Regions from separate parts of the Homo sapiens genome. Here region 1 is linked to region 2. Evidence: chromatin loops called from intact Hi-C (ENCODE). Cell type or tissue: ascending aorta. All regions are shown on one strand.

What was found. A loop is a pair of places that touch in the nucleus more often than their neighbours do. Peaks named below come from ENCODE experiments on the same cell type or tissue, not always from the same donor. Only the 100,000 strongest peaks of a DNase experiment are listed, where the experiment ranks them.
Region 1: it touches region 2 in a loop (2.8-fold over the local background); 4 of 110 quality-filtered maps call a loop at or near these places.

Annotation. Positions count from the first base shown.
Region 1 is chr1:67,766,920-67,774,919 of GRCh38, reverse strand. All of the region lies in intron 2 of GNG12 (G protein subunit gamma 12), which reads left to right. It overlaps LOC105378781 (a long non-coding RNA gene), which reads right to left. Exons shown (of 4, transcript XR_007066163.1): 2 at 692-753. It also overlaps the pseudogene RNU7-80P. Among named protein-coding and RNA genes, the nearest start is that of GNG12-AS1, 61 kb to the left of the region's middle. In ascending aorta, no CTCF peak of the experiment used is centred here; a DNase peak (open chromatin) is centred at 3,619; H3K4me3 peaks cover 23 bases; H3K27ac peaks cover 5,425 bases.
Region 2 is chr1:68,317,049-68,325,048 of GRCh38, reverse strand. No RefSeq gene overlaps it. Among named protein-coding and RNA genes, the nearest start is that of WLS, 89 kb to the right of the region's middle. In ascending aorta, a CTCF peak has its summit at 3,771 (motif pointing right); DNase peaks (open chromatin) are centred at 1,768 and 3,758; H3K27ac peaks cover 1,595 bases.

The DNA.
Region 1 (8,000 bases), 550 kb after region 2:
TCCTTTTCAATTGCTTTTGTACTACTTTTGTAGTATATTCCACCATTAGTGAATTACTTCTATGGGCTTTTTTTTCCTCTTCAAAATGCCTGGTTAAAATGTACCTGTCCTTGAAAGAGAAAAGACACTATGCTATTATCAACTGTTGACAACATACAGTCAAGCCCAAGGTTCTAGAGAGAGGAGGAAGGCATTTTGATTTGGTGGGAAGAGTTGAGGGAGGGAGAGCAACCAGTAGTACTAAAGAGAGAGTAGGTGTGGATGCTCAGAAATGGCCCAGGGGGAATGGCTGCCCATGGAGAATGGAGCGTAGGGAAGGTGAGCAGGAACACAGGATCCAGGGTGGGGAGAATGAGATATTTGCTGACTTGATGGGTTGGCCCAGGGCTATTCCTGGTTCAAGGCCATCACCCTGTGGCTGCCACTGCATGGCAGCATTTGTAAAACTTTCCTCCACTCACCATCTGGTTTGTTTCCTCTTATGTTAATTACTGTTGATCTGATGTATGTAGCTGTCTTCAAAGATTTTTGAGATGGCCTTTAAACATAGGTGTAAAATAATGCAATTAAGAAAAATAAGTAAGGGAGGAAATCTGTGGGGAAGGAAAAGTGGGGTGAAGTCAGAGATAAAATAAGTCCCCAGTTCATGGGAGAGAGGCTATTCATTTGCTGGCAGTTCCCACAGACTTACCTCTGAGCTTCTGAGCAATCAGTACCAGAAGGAAAACATGCTCCGTTGATGACTTACGGTGGCTGGAAGATAAAAGCACACCAGTTACTTAGAAGAAGCAGGGTTGATCATGATTCAAGACTCAGAGAAATGTCTTCAGAGTACTCATAAAGATAATGCCACACAGAGTGGCCGACAACATCTCTGTAGGTAAAACAATGACGACTGCCTCGGTGCAGGTGAATGATGTGACAGCTGAGTGCAGTCCAAGAGAAACCCTTCTAGGTTCAGGTGTGCATTTCTCTGTTGGTCTTGCTTAGTCCAAGGATGAAATGTAATTGTTTCAGCTGAAATAACAAATAAATATATTCACAACCCTCCTCCCCTCCCCACCTTGTAATGGACTTCAGATTGTCATGACCGTCTTGATGCTGAGCCTTGGCATTTTAGTTGTGGACCAGATTGGGCACGCGAGTTGAAATCTACTTACCATCCCTGTTCTAAAAGAAAAATAACTTCCTGATAGTGCTCTGTGAATGTTATTTCTCTCAACTCTCAAGTCATTCTACACTATGACTCAGTCTGTGTTGTGGTTTTTGATACACAGAATTTACATTGACCCTGCATGATCCTCTTCCCTTGCTCCATGTCTCTCTCCTTCTCTTTTGAGCCCCATGGTTCTAGGTTCATTTCTTATACTGGAACATTCAGTGCCTTTTGGGGGCAGTTTGAGAGGCTCATGAGACTTGACTCCAAGTATTTGATGGTAGCGAACTATAAACTAGGCCACCATTGTCCATTTCTGGGTCCCTCCTCTTCTAATGAGTAACCTTAATATTTATTACAAGAGGAAATATCCAATAGTATAGGGAAGGTGAGCAGGAGTGCAGGATCAAGGGTGGGGAGAATGAGATATTTGCTGACTGGCAGCACTGGTAAGATGAACCATTGGTGCCGAGAATGATAGGGAATAATGTTAAGCCTAGACTTTTTTGCAACAATGTCGTAGGAAGAAAAAGTTTTAATTCATTCAGGATCGTTGTCAGAGAGGAGCCCAGAATTCCACAAGAACTACCCGTGAAGGAGAATTTCCTTTGGGACTTTGTTTTGCTTTGGATCAAGTTTATTAGGAGTATTTTGGTTGCAAGCAACAGAAATATAATTTAAACTAGTCTCTTGACTTATATGATTAGGATGGCCATGCTAGTAAGGGCTTCAGGCACAGCTGTATTCAGGAGTTCCAAAGATATCATCAGGCCATTATCTTTCACTCTGTCTTGACTTTGCTTAGCTCTCTCAGCTTCATTCTCAGACATGCTCTCCCTCACCATGGTGGCAGAGGTAGCTATCAGTACTGGGTTTCTGTCATTCTCACAGCTATGGGTGCCTCTTTTGCCATACTTCTAGCAGTAGTGAGTACCAAGGAGGGACCTTGACCAGCCCAGATTGGATTGCCTGCCTGAATCAGCATGGCCAGAAATATGCAGTAGACAATAAGCAGCATCACTTTGGCTAAGGCCTGTTCATGTGTCCCATGAGAGAGGGTAAATCCCACCAGAATTACACAGAACGGGTTCCCCATGGAAAAAGGAGGGGTAGTGTTACAGCTCTTTTAGAATTTGTCTAGCAGGTTTCCTCTTTTCACTGGAAGACTCCCCACATTATGTAATAAATTTTAAAAATGAAAAAATAATAAAAAGGAGAGGTGTTGGTACCAGAAGGAGGGAAGGAAAGAATGAGAATGCCAAGCAGATAAATTTTCTAGGTACCAGAATCCACTAGTTTAGACATTCTTCATTTGGAGTCTATTAAACTTGAAAGGTTGGAAATTAGATTCTGCACAGTTACATTGACTACCTACTTCAGGTTTGGTGTCATGATCCAGACTACCAATAAGGAACATGTGGAGAGGACAAGGATGGGTAGCACCACTTTGGGATCTGGTGGGCAGCTCTTGGCCTGAGGACCTCATGTTGAATCCCCAGGATCTACAGGAGTAGTTCTTAATCTGGAGACTATGAATAGACTTCAACAGATCTGTGAACTTCTGTCATTATTTGCAAAATTGTACATATGCACTTTTTTTGTTGGAGAAAGGATTATGTTTTCCATCATTATGTCACAGGACTCCATGCCTACCCCCTTCCCTGGGCCCCTCTTGCTTAAAAACCGTTGCTTCAGACTTACTCTAATTGTTTTAGACTTGGCTAGCTTAATCTTACACATTCCTTTCTTGTCTTGGCTCAATTAGTAAAGTGTAGTGTCCATGATAAGCATAGCTCCTTATGGAACAGACACAGTGACATCAGTGGCTGAGCATGTTGCATTAAATTATATGTTGAGGTTTTTAGGCACATATGTAAACTTTCCACAATCATAGTTGCCATTTACCTAATGCCAGGCTCTGTGCTAAGTGCTTTACATGCATTCTCTGAACTCTATATTTATACACATGATTATAATTCTGTGAACCTCAGATCCACCTGCTGGAACCAGCTCCTTCCAGCTGCCTCTCCTGGAACACTGGATACAAATTCTGAGTTTTTCCTGTCGCCTGTGTCTGCTGTGGTGGGTCCACCTCTCTCCACCTTCCCGCCCACAGATGATAGCATCATAAAATCAGAGTGTTGTACAGGACCCATAAGATCATGCTCGTCAGTGGCTTTCAAACTCTGCTTTTTGGTTTTCTAGCTCAGGGACTCGCGAGGAGGAAGGATGGATAGGACCCAAGTCCCTTTCCTGCTTCAGTCGCAAAAGTTTTGCTGAAAACCACTCATCCGGGACAATACAAGAGCTCACAGATAGATGTCAGGCTTGAGGTTGAATACAGGTTCCTACTACTTTACTTACTTACCTGCGTGACCCTGGGCAAGTTGCCTAACTTCTCTGAGCCACAGTTTTCTTATCTGTCAAATATCCGCCTCAAGGAGTTGTTAGAGGGACTGAATGAGGTAGTGTCTGTGAAGTCCATGGCCCAGTGCCTGGCACTTAGTCAGGACTTAGCAAAGGTTAACTGTATGTAACTAATATATTGTACAATGTGACTCACCAGTCATAGTTAAGACTCAGCTTCATTCTTGTCTCCCACTGTTCATTTAAAGTTTATTCAGGGAGGTATGTTGTACCCTATTTCCTGATAATAACTTGATCAGGCCCATGACTTTTCTGGTTACTTTTCTGGTAATGAGAAGTTCTAAGGCCACTTGAAGTCAGCCTGCCTCTCTCTCTCTCTCTCTGTATCTCTGTCTCTCACTCACTCTCTCTCAGCACGCACACACACATGCACACAGGTTCATTTTGGAAATTTGAAATGCCCTTTTTGGTCTATAAACAGTCAGTATTCATTCCAAGGGAGGACTTCCCTCCATCCAGCCACCAAGGGCCACTTCCCCCTCCAGTGGCCTCCAGCTGCCCACTGCTCAGGTCTCTCCAGGTTGTGGGGTCAGGGGGAGTGTGCAGCAAGTCGTTACCTGACTGTGACTGTCACATCTGATGCTAAGTTATCTGAGCCTGGCAGACAGGGAAAGGGGACTTTTTTCTCTCCTGGCTGCCTCCATGGCCTTCTCCAGGACTCCTCTGAGGGGCCTTGCTCTGGGCCCCCCGGGATTTGGGTGGTTCTCTCCTCCTGCTGCTGTTGCCATCCCTCAGCATCTTCTGGTTTCCAGTCGGACTCTCTTTGGGGTCCTCTCACTCTCATGCCAAAGCCCTCTCGGGGAGAACCTGTTGCAAAGACACCCAGGCTGCCACTCTGGGTGTCCAGGGTTCATATTCCTTTCACCCTCCCCTCCACCATGGGGCAAGGGGACAGTACTCACTTTCTGATGTGGCATCCACCCTGCTGGTTTAGCCAGCGTCAGCTCCCTCTCACATTTTGGTTCCTGAGGGAGATGCATATCAAACTCACCACATACAGCTTTTGAAACCCTTTTCTCTGGGCTGGAGAAGAAAGGCTGAGCCCTCTCCATTCCACCCACCTTGGAAACCGTAGGAATCAGAGCATTACCAAAGAATCTTACTCACAGAATCCTCCATTGCTTTCCACCGTCCTGACCTGTTTGTGTCCTCCTTCTGGGTCTTAGAGCCATCTTCTTAGAAATTTCTGCATAATGATCAGATCCCTTGCTTTGGAATTTCCCATCTGTTACATCTTGAGGTGGTGGAAACCTTCACTTTCGCATCTTAACCTCAGACCCAGTGTGAGACACTTCCCTTCTTTTAACACTCTAAAAGTGGTCCTTCATCTGGTGAGGAGCTTCCTACCTCCATCTCCCCTCCTTCCCTCCCATATCATCCCATTCAGATTTTCAGCTAAGTTGGAGTTGTTGGAAAGATGCTGCTCCCTCTGAGCCAAACCTAGCTTCCTGTGACGTTCTTTCTCTCTAATGGGATCTCAGGAGAGAGAGAGAGTGAGAGTGAGTGTGAGTGTGAGTGTGTGTGTGCGTGCCTTGTCTGGGAGAATTGGACATTGGAAAAATGGGAAATGTTTGGGAAAATTGGAATTCTTTCCTGGGCCTCAGAGATTCCAAAGCGAAGCTTAGACACCCTGTTATCTAAGCCCACAGGGAAACTTTTGACCTGTGTATCTGGGTGGGTTTCCTCTACCTGCATACCAACGTGCACCTGTATAACTCCAGCAGAAAGCTAGTATTTGGAAACTGTGCTCATGCCATTTCTCATGCTCATGACCCTAACATAGTTTCTCTTGATCTGAGAACGTATTTGCTGTGCTTCATGGAAGCATTTTGATCAGGGCTCCATGCAGAGTTTATGAACTCTGCAAATTCAAGCCTTGCAGAATGTATCCTACCTCCCTCCAAAGACCCACCCTCACTTATGTAGGTTTTCTTTCATGCTCATGTGACATTTGGAGTCAGCATATTTCTCTGCCTTCTCTGGCGCCAGCACTGTGAACTCAGCCTCCCTGCCAACGTGCCCTCCTTTTTCATGTGTGGTTGGACCACTGTGATGTTGGGTCCTGTAACAATTAGGTCACTCGCTGAGTATAGACCCCCCAACCCATGGTGAAGCCAGCGTCTCAAATGAGCAAGTGACACATGCTGGGAAGATGCTTGGGTCAGCTAAAGTTGGAGTCTCTCTGGGTGCAGTGGCCTAAGAATGTATTAAATGCATTTTGGGTAGTTCCATCATGTACTAGTCTCTTGGCAAGACTGAACATTATATATCCAGATGTGGACCTGATTTATGTCCTCATTTTTACTGGCTGCTTACAAAGATGGCAAGATACAGCTCCCTCCTTTCCTCCCCCAGACCCATCATATGAGGTGATATTAGAGACAGAAGCTCAGATAGCAGAACTCAACTCCCCTGGGACTGTTCATCTATATTCTCTTGGCCTAAAAGCATATGGTGATTTGCACTGGCCATTCAAAGATCTAGATATATATTTGAAATAACTAACAGGCTCTTAGCTAAAGCATACTTTTTATATGTATACATTTTATAGTAGGGAAGTGGCTTAGTGTGGGCAGATAGACTAGAGTTCAAACTTTCCTTATCTATTGAGACACTTTGAACATGGTTACGGTTAACCTTTCTGAGTCTCAGTTTCCTCATCTGTTAAATGGGCATCATATCATTTGCCTCACAAGATAGCTATATTAAAGGAAACACTGCACATAGTGAACTTAGCCAGTGGCCCATCACATAATACATGTTCAATAAATGGTAGCTATTACATTGTTTGCATTTAACTATTATGATGATTTCTAAAAACCTTTAAAGCCTTGGAAAAAACTAGCCCCATTCCTCAGCCTGTTTTTTTTTAATCAAATAGGAATTTGGGAAAAAATCTAAATATGTGCAATGATCTGCTTTTAAAAAATAACTATCTTGTGAAACTCACTAGTTCTTTATAGTATCAAAAGTGATTTTTGGCTGCTGAGGCAGCATGGCACAGGGACTAACAATAAGGCTCAACCTGCCCAGCCTCAAATCTATACAAAATACCTTTGTAACCTTGGACAAGTCGCTTACCTCTTAAAGCCTCAATTTCTGCATCAATAAAATAGGGATAATACTGCATAGGGTTATTGAGGTGATTAAGTGAAATAGTCTATATGAAATGTTTAGACTATGTGTGGTTCACAGGATGCAAATAATGGTGGCTGTTATTTTCCCAGCACATTCCGTTTTACAAATAAGAATTTGCAGAAGACCAAGCACAGTGGCATGTGCCTATAGTCCCAGCTCATTGGTAGGCTGAAGCCAAGGATTCCCTTGAGCCTAAGAATTCGAGTCCAGCCTCCGCAACGTAGCAAGAGCCCATCTCCAAAAAAAGCTTTTAAATCAAATTTGCAGAACACTGTTTTTTGTGATAAATGGATTTTATGAAGACATTTCTATATGTAAGAAGTTGTTCTTACTGTTTTGTTCAAAAAGAAGAAAATTTATATCTGGTTTGCTTATAAATTCCAAACTGTAGCACATGTGAAAACAAGCTACATCAACTAAACTTAACTTTCTATTTTTTTAGGCCTTGCCTCATTTTATTGTTAAGATTTAGGTAAGTGATATTGCCATCAGATAAGGAGAAAATTGTGTATTATTTTTACAAGGACTGAAAATATGCAAACAAACTATGTTTAGATAAATGCTCTCAATTGAGGTCACTTTATTTTGCTGTCTTTCAGTAAAGACTAGTATAGTTGGCACCTTTGTGCAGCCCAAGGAGGTCTGGAAGGAGGGTTGCATAACCTTCCCATGGGTGGAAAAGGAGGAGGAGGCAGAGTCTGAACTAGTGAGATGACCCAAACTGGTTACTGAGACTTGGTCAGGTAGGTGTGGAGAGCTGACCCGTGGCAGAGGAGTTTGTTCCCTTTCACAGGGCAGCGCAAGTGTTTCTTTCAATAGCTCCACCTCGGTATCTGTCTCCAGGCAATGGACAGTCCTAAGCGGGAGGAGCTCAGGCCCTGTCGTGCTGAACCCCTGTCAGTCTCATTAGAGATGGCACCATGTTCAAGAGGCCAAGAAGAGACCCAGAGCCAGCACACGTGACATGGGGTTTTACTGCAGGGGAGAGTCCAGTGGTGGCAGGCTGGACAAGATAACTGCATGGCCCAGCAGTTAAAGAGCCCTAAGGTTCAGGATCTTTCACTGGCAACATCCCATTCCAATGCCCTGTAGCTAATGTGATATTCCTAATTTTGTATGATTTTTCTAAAGAGGACCCCCAAAATTGTATAAGGCTTAGAACCCACAAAAACGATCTATCCATGGGTCAGGGACACACACACTCTGAGCCTTCTGCCTTGTATGGTTGCTAGGGTGCTAAAACTCACATTTGATTCTCCCTTGGGAATAGGCATTGCCT
Region 2 (8,000 bases):
ATAGCACAATGGGGTGACTGTAGTCAATAATAACTTAATTGTACATTTAAAAATAACTAAAACAGTATAATTGGATTGTTCATAATACAAAGGATAAGTGCTTGAGGGAATGGATAACCCATTCATTCTCCATGATGTGATTATTATGCATTGCATGCCTGTATCAAAACATCACATGTACGTCATAAGTATATACAGCTACTATGTACTTACAAAATCAAAAATTAAAATAAATACATAAATTCTAAAAATTACAAAAGAGTGTCTAGGTTAAAATGCTATTTTTCAGCTTACTAGTTATATGACTTGATTACTTACTGTAGCAGACTGAAAATACTTCTAAATTTGTTGATTTTCTTCATATTTAGAGGTAGAATCTAATTCCCTTTCCCCTGAATGTTGGCTAGTCTTAATGACTGGCCTGTGGCAGAAGTCACCTCCTGTGGGTTCCTAGGCTATTTGATAAGAAGCCTTATAGCTTCCACTCAGACCTCTTGGACAACTTGCCCTGGGGCACCATGTTGGAAGTCCAACTACCCCGAGGCCACTATGCTAGGAAAAAACTCAAGCTAGCCCTGTGAAGTCACCATGCAGACAGAGATGCCTGGCCAGCCCCTCACTATTCAAATCATCCCAGCTGTAGTCCTAGACCCCATGGAGCAGAGTAGCACTGCCCGTCAAATTCCTGCTCCCCCAGAAACATGAGATAATGGCAATAAATTGTTGTTTTAGGTCACGAAGTATTGCAGTAGTTTGTTAAGTGGCAATAGATGATGAAATACTCCACTGTGTCTCTGTGTTCTTGTTTGAAAGTGGGGATACAACAATTTTCTACCTCTTTGCATCACTGTAAGAGTTAAATGGGTTAGAACTTGTAAAGCACTTAATGCCTGGCCCAAAGTAAGTGCTTGTACATATTAGATGTTATTATTTTAAAGATGTTATTTTTTATTTCTATAGATCAAAACAATTTTGTTTTGGTGAAATTAGTGATGGCTCAGAGCTAAGGTACATGATGATCTTGATTAATAGGTCACATTGTGAATTGGATGCCTTTGGTTGACTTTTTAGTTAGCAGGACTTGATTCAGACCCTGTGTAAGTAAGGTGATCTCTTGCTGAAAATCCACGTGTCAAGGGCGAAGGAGCAACCCCTGCCCCAAATATCAACTTAATCATCTTCCTAAGGCATCTGAGCTTTGCCCTGGGCAGAGGAGAGAGGCTTCCTAGTACGCTTCCAAATGCCTCCATTTATACTGCTGTTTTTTTGCCTTTTCCATACTGGCATAATTTGACACTAACGGGAAAAAGCTCTTGAGGATGAAAACTGTTGGTCGTTTCTCCCTGTGAGCTTGGAATCCAGCTTCAGAGGAGGAGAAACACAAACATGACACTAATGGACTTCCCTTGTTCTCAGTTCTTCTCATTTCAAGACAGCAGTGCCCTTGGCCTCCGGCTCCTGGCTTCAGATCCATTAGTGCCGGGCAAATGAGCCATGTGGTTTCTCTCATCTCCTGCCCATAAACCACCACACATACCTCTCTCCTGACCCTTCCCTCTAGTTAACATTGTTTAACACACTCAAGGACACAGTTGCGGTTCTTTTATTCCTAGAAAAGCAAGACGTGCTAATGCTTCCTGTGCTGGCCACCTCGGTGGCGACTCAAAGCCACAGCCTGGGCCGTTTGATGCTTTCTATTTCGGAATGGTATTGATAGCCTGTTACTGAGTGCCTCGGTGATGAAAAGCGCCCCTGGGAACCCGCTGACACGCCTGCGTTCCTCCACTGACTCAACCTGGCACAGCAGTCACTTCACTCTCCCTGGACTTCCAGATGTTGCAAGGCCTTCTCCAGGGCAACATCAGGGCTCTGTGCCCCTGGGAGGAGGAACTGAGGGGCAGAAAAGGGATGGAGAACTCAGACACACACACAAGTATCCTAACTCACGAGGGCATTTGTGTGCTGGGCTGGATATTTAACCAGCACCTGAAGTAATGAAAAGTGTTTTGGTTTCAAAACACCAGACCTGGGTTTTAGGCCTCATTCTGCCTTATACTAGCTGTTTGAGTTTTGGTAAGCTATCTAGATCTCAGCCTGCTTATTTGTGTAATTAGCACAGAGGGCTATCCTGACAGTTGGACTAGATGGAGTTTTGCCTTTATGCAGCGGAGATCTGGAAGGGCATACAGATATCAACCATTACCAGGAAGAGCCCAGTTTTCTTGTAGCTGGGTCACAGACACATTTGGAATCCAGAGGATGCTAAAAACAGTTCAGCTGCTGTTCTCAACAGGCTGCCTTTGAGTCCACACAGAATTTACCTTCTCTGTTTCCTCCATACTTTCTTTTTCTTTTCTGTCTTCTCCCCTGGGTCCTAGTTAAGGATAGAGTCTGACCGTCCCTTTCCTCTGAGCCTGGGACAAGTTCGACTCCAGGAGCCTTCTTAGTGGAGCTCCTGAAATGAAACAAGACTCTCTTGTTGATCCTAACTGCTTCTCTTAGCAAAGCTTTGAGGTGAGATCTGAGAATGGGAAACGAGTGAGAATGGGACCACATTAAAGGGACAGAGAAGTGTACCTTGGCAAAGATTAGCACATAGTAAGTATTCAGTAATGCCCTTGCCTTTCTTTAATTTTTTTTTCACCTAGTTTTCACTTTTATTCTGTCCAGGGTAGTTCCTTGTGCTCTCAGTTCAATTTGGATGTTTTCTTATCTGGACATATCTTAACATCTGCAGATGATTTTCCAAACTTGAGGGCTTGTAAACAATTCTGAGTCAGTTGTGGTGGATCATGCCTGTAATCTCTACGAAAATATGTTGGCTTTTTTTTGTTGTTGTTGTTTGTTTTTTGTTTTGAGACAGAGTTTCGCTCTTATTGCCCAGGCTGGAGTGCAATGGCGCGATCTTGGCTCACTGCAACCTCCACCTCCCAGGTTCAAGTGGTTCTCCTGCCTCAGCCTCCAGCCTCAGCATGTGCCACCATGCCTGGCTGATTTTGTATTTTTAGCAGAGATGAGGTTTCTCCATGTTGGTCAGGCTGGTCTCAAACTCCCGACCTCAGGTGATCCGCCCACCTCGGCCTCCCAAAGTGCTGGGATTGCAGGCATGAGCCACCATGCCCAGCAAAAATATTTCTTAAAAATTAGCTGGGTGTGGTAGTGCGTGCCTGTGGTCCCAGCTACTCAGGAGGCTGAGGTGAGAGGATCCTCTGAGCCAGGGGAGGTAGAGGCTTCAGTCAGCCATGATTGCACCACTGCATTCCAGCCCAGGTGACAAAGACCCTGTCTAAAAAAAAAAAAAAAAAAATTTCTGAGTTTTTCATAATTCTTTTGTTTCTTAAAGCAAATTGGTCCAATGACTAGATTCCTCCATCACAGTTAATTAATTTTTTTCTGGTCCTTATTTCTAATATCTGGGGTGGATTTCCACTGATATAAAGAAAGCTGAAGACAGATCCCAAAATTCACTATGCCCCTGAAATTCTATTTTGTATCTAGAAAAATCTAAAATCCTTCAGTGCTCTAGAGTTTCAGTTTAAGAAAGCTCTCAGCCAGTGACTATACAGGGACAAATATAGAACAATGACAGCAATTACCAGGACACTGCCCCACTGACAACATAAAAAAGTAATGTCATAAACCTATGGACACAAACCAGTTTTATGTCAAGGAGCCCCGACTCCAGGGTTCTTCTGTAAAGCAGGAGAGGGCCATTAAGCCCTGGGCTTAGCCAGACATCCTCATCCATGGGCCAGGGTGAGCCGCCAGAGGGCAGAGCCGTGGCAGCAGCAAGACAGCTAGCCAGCACACTCCGCAGCTCCTGCAAATATTTAACTAAATCTTCATTCTAACTCTCCAACCGACTAAATGTGTGACCTTGGGCAAGTTGCTTAAGCTCCCATGTCTCAGTTTTCCTCACGTGTAAAATTAATAAAATCTAGGCCAGGAAGTGTTATGGAAGTTAAATGAATTTATACATATAAAACTCTCAGAATGATGCCAAGCAAATAACAAATAACATATAAGTGTTTTCTGGTATTACTGTTGTTCTCATCAACTATTTTGATTACATTTTTAAAAAATAGTCTTTCTTCTAAGCTAACACAATTTAAAATTGGAGGTTCGCACAAGTCAGTCTCTTCCTTGTCTTTCCTAACTTATTCATAGATTTTATTATTATTATTATTATTTTAGAGATAGGGTCTCATTATATTGCCCAGGCTAGCTTTGAACTCCTGGGCTCAAGTGATCCTCCAGCTCAGCCTCCTGAGTAGCTAGGACTACAGGTATGCCCCAACAAACCCGGCTTTTGATTCATAGATTTTTTTTTTTAAAGTCGATTCCAATTTCCCATTCCCCATGTGTTGTATAGGGTGTCAGCTGGGAGCGTGCAAGTCTGAGGGCTTCAGGCTTTGCCACTGTGTGACCTGGGGCAAGGCACCTGGCCATCTGCTCCTCCCTTTTCTCCCATATGAAGTGGAAGGCTCATGCTAGGTTACCTGTGGAATCAATTCAGCCCTCAGGCCAGGAGAACAGCAGGGCTCCTTCAGTGCTGCATCCCTGTATTTCTCTTTCACTCCAGATTCCAAGCAAGGCTGAAGGCAGCCTATTTTCAAACTGCTCAACTCTCTCAAGAGAGGAAGAAAACCTGCCTTCAAACATAGCTCGCTGACTTTCCCCAAGATAAGCAACCCCCTTCCCAAGACTCTCTGATTATCAAACATGTCAGCAGTATTCTAAGAATCCTGTATAAAATAAGCAAACCAGTCCTCCGGGAAGACCTGAGGGACTGCTTTGAACAAGGGAAATGAACCTTAATGCATAAATGGATACATCCTCATTAAGCTGCAGATGCCAGGAATCACTGGGATGCTGACCCCTGTGCGGGAGGTACTGCACCTCTGCAGGTGGCAGGGTCACCAAGGAGCATAATTCTCTACCCCCTGCAGAATACTTGCCTGGAATATCTTTATATTCTCCGGGTGATGCCTGTAGAATTTTTTCTTTCTTTCCTTTAATCTCTCCTTCCAAAGTAGTCTCGAGCCCCTGCTATGCGCCAGAGACTGTGCTTACTGACAGTTACATAAGGAAGATTAAGACATGCTTCTTGCTTTCAAAAAATTCACACATCAGTAGGAAAAACTAAAATGTAAAGAATTCTATAACACAATGCCAGGCTAAATCTGGTTCCCCTGTTAACACTCTAATAGCACTTAGTACTTTCCTTTTCTATCACTTATCACAAGTTGGTAAATGCACTTGTATATTCCATTAATTAATATCTTACTTCTGCCAACCCCCCTCTCACATTGTAGACTGTGACTCCTTGAGCTAATATATACTTAGTAATTATTATATACCAGACACTGTCTTAAGTGCCTTATATATATTATCTTTCAATCTTCACAACTACTTTAAGAAGAATATACTAATATTCTTATTTTACAAATGAGGAAACCAAGACAGTAACGTGCCTGAGGTCACACAGCTGGTAAGAGTCAGAACCAGGTCTTAAACAAAAGCGGTCTGGCTTCAAATCTCTGTTCTCAGCTCTCTATTAAAGGGAAGATATCAAGACTCTTTTAAAGGTGATGGATAAGTAGGTGATACAGCCTAGAAAGATTTCCTTCTAAAATTGTTAAATTTCAATAATGTAGGTAAGCTTCCTTTGTCTGGAAAATCCATTCATATGGAACTCCTTAATTCCTACTATCAAACCCAATTTAGGCTTTGTGTATACAAAATATAAAGAAGAACAGGAGATAAATGGTGGCACTTAGATCAGAAAAAAAGAATATTTATTGCAAAACAAGTCTATGTGTATTGAAAAATACTGTTATCCTAAAAGCAAAAGGCTATATATTGTCATTTCTCTGACTTGATCTAAATTTAAGATTATGAAAGCCAAAGAAAATTGATCAACTATTTCCTAAAGAAAGAGACCCACCTCCACTGCTGTAATAATCCAATTCATTAACCCATGGACAGCAGGCACTTCTCTGGTAGACGCTTGTTATCATCTCATCAACTAAAAATGCAAATGTCTGTTAAAAATAAATGAGATTGGCAGCTGGGCATGGTGGCTCACACCTGTAATCCCAGCATTTTGGGAGGCCGAGGCGGGTGGATCACCTGAGGTCGGGAGTTCGAGACCAGCTTGACCAACATGGTGAAACCCCGTCTCTACTAAAAATACAAAATTAGCTGGGTGTGTGTGGTGGTGCATGCCTGTAATCCCAGCTACTAGGCAGGCTGAGGCAGGAGAATCACTTGAACCCAGGAGGCAGCGGTGGCAGTGAGCCGAGATCACGTCATTGCACTCCAGCCTGGGCAACAAGAGTGAAACTCTGTCTCAAAAAAAAAAAAAGAGATTGGCTGGGCATGGTGGCTCACACCTGTAATCCCAGCACTTTGGGAGGCCGAGGCAGGTGGATCACTTGAGATCAGGAGTTTGAGACCAGCCTGGCCAACATGGTGAAACCCTGTCTCTACTAAATATACAAAAATTAGTTGGGTATGGTGGCAGGCACCTATAATCCCAGCTACTCAGGAGGCTGAAGCAGGAGAATCGCTTGAACCCAGGAGGTGGAGGTTTCAGTGAGCCAAGATAGTGCCACTGCACTCCAGCCTGGGTGACAGAGCGAGACTCTGCCTCCAAAAATAATAATAATAATTTTTAAAAATGAGGTTCCTTAATGCATCCGTGTAATTTAAAGACATATTAGATTTCTAAACTGTTTAATTGTTCTGTGCCTTTTAAAAGTATAACATGAAGACTTTTTGTCTTGATGTGTTAAATTCTTGTTTGTAGTTTAAAGCCTGACATGACACCAGTTAGGTTTAAACCCTGGCTCTCTTACTAATTATCTACGTAGATGTGGGCTGTTGGTCCAGTTTAGTTAACTGCAAAATTAGAAGACTGAATTAAATGATTTGTAAGATTCTTTTGTCCTCCCCTAACATATTGAAATTTGAAAACTTTGTTTATATCTTTGTATGATGCTTTATTTCCATTCAATAATGTTAGAAAATATTCATGTTTGACTCCAGTTTAAATTCTTTCCATGAGCATTTACTGTAATAAAAACAATTAAATTCACTTAGAAAATAAATTGGAGTTAGGCTCAGTGTTCAACAAAGGAGTCTGGTTCGCAAAGCATCAACACACAGGACAAGGACATCTGTTGTAGAGATTATTGGTGTTTACAAATACCAGTGTTCTGCTTTTCTTCTGGGCACATGGCTGGAGCACATCTTGCAATTAGTTGAGACCATGTGTCTGAATTTCAGCCAATGGAATATGAACCTACATGGCATGTGCCACATCTATGCCTGAAATGTTAAAAATGTCCTTCATGCAGTCCTGGTTCTCCTTTCCTACCCACTAGCTAAGTGGACAGAATTTGAAAAATGGAGAGAAGAGCAGAGACACAAGACAAAAGGAGCCTGGGCTCCCGAATGACCACATGGAGCAGAATCCTTCTGCAGGCCTTTACTGGATTGCCATGAGAGAGAAAAAGACGTTTATTACGTTAAAATACTGAATTTGAGGCACTAGCCTATTCCGACCTTTTAGAGTTTTATCCAGGTGAAATTGGGTTAAAATGAGCATCTAATTCGATCTTGAAGGAAGGCAATCTCACAAAATGGTTAGTCTGCGAAGTGCCACATTTGTGATGGGCATCTTGCAGCATGCAGCCCTGTGAATCTTGTGACACTACTTTCTAATACCCTATTCTGTCTGTCATTATACACAGGTCACCCTAGTTTTGCCAATGCACTTGCTGCACTTCCAGCACCTCTCTACAGCACTTCACTTTCTCCTCTTCCTACCCAAGTTCTTCCTCGGTTTCCCTAATACTCTATTATCCAAATTTCCTCTCTAATAAATGCAGCTTAGCTGTTCTTCATTCATTTTTTCATTTGCTATCCTTTATAACATTACTTTTAAATCATTTTGAATTTTCTAATTCATTTCTTCCCTTTTCTTTTCTTTCTTT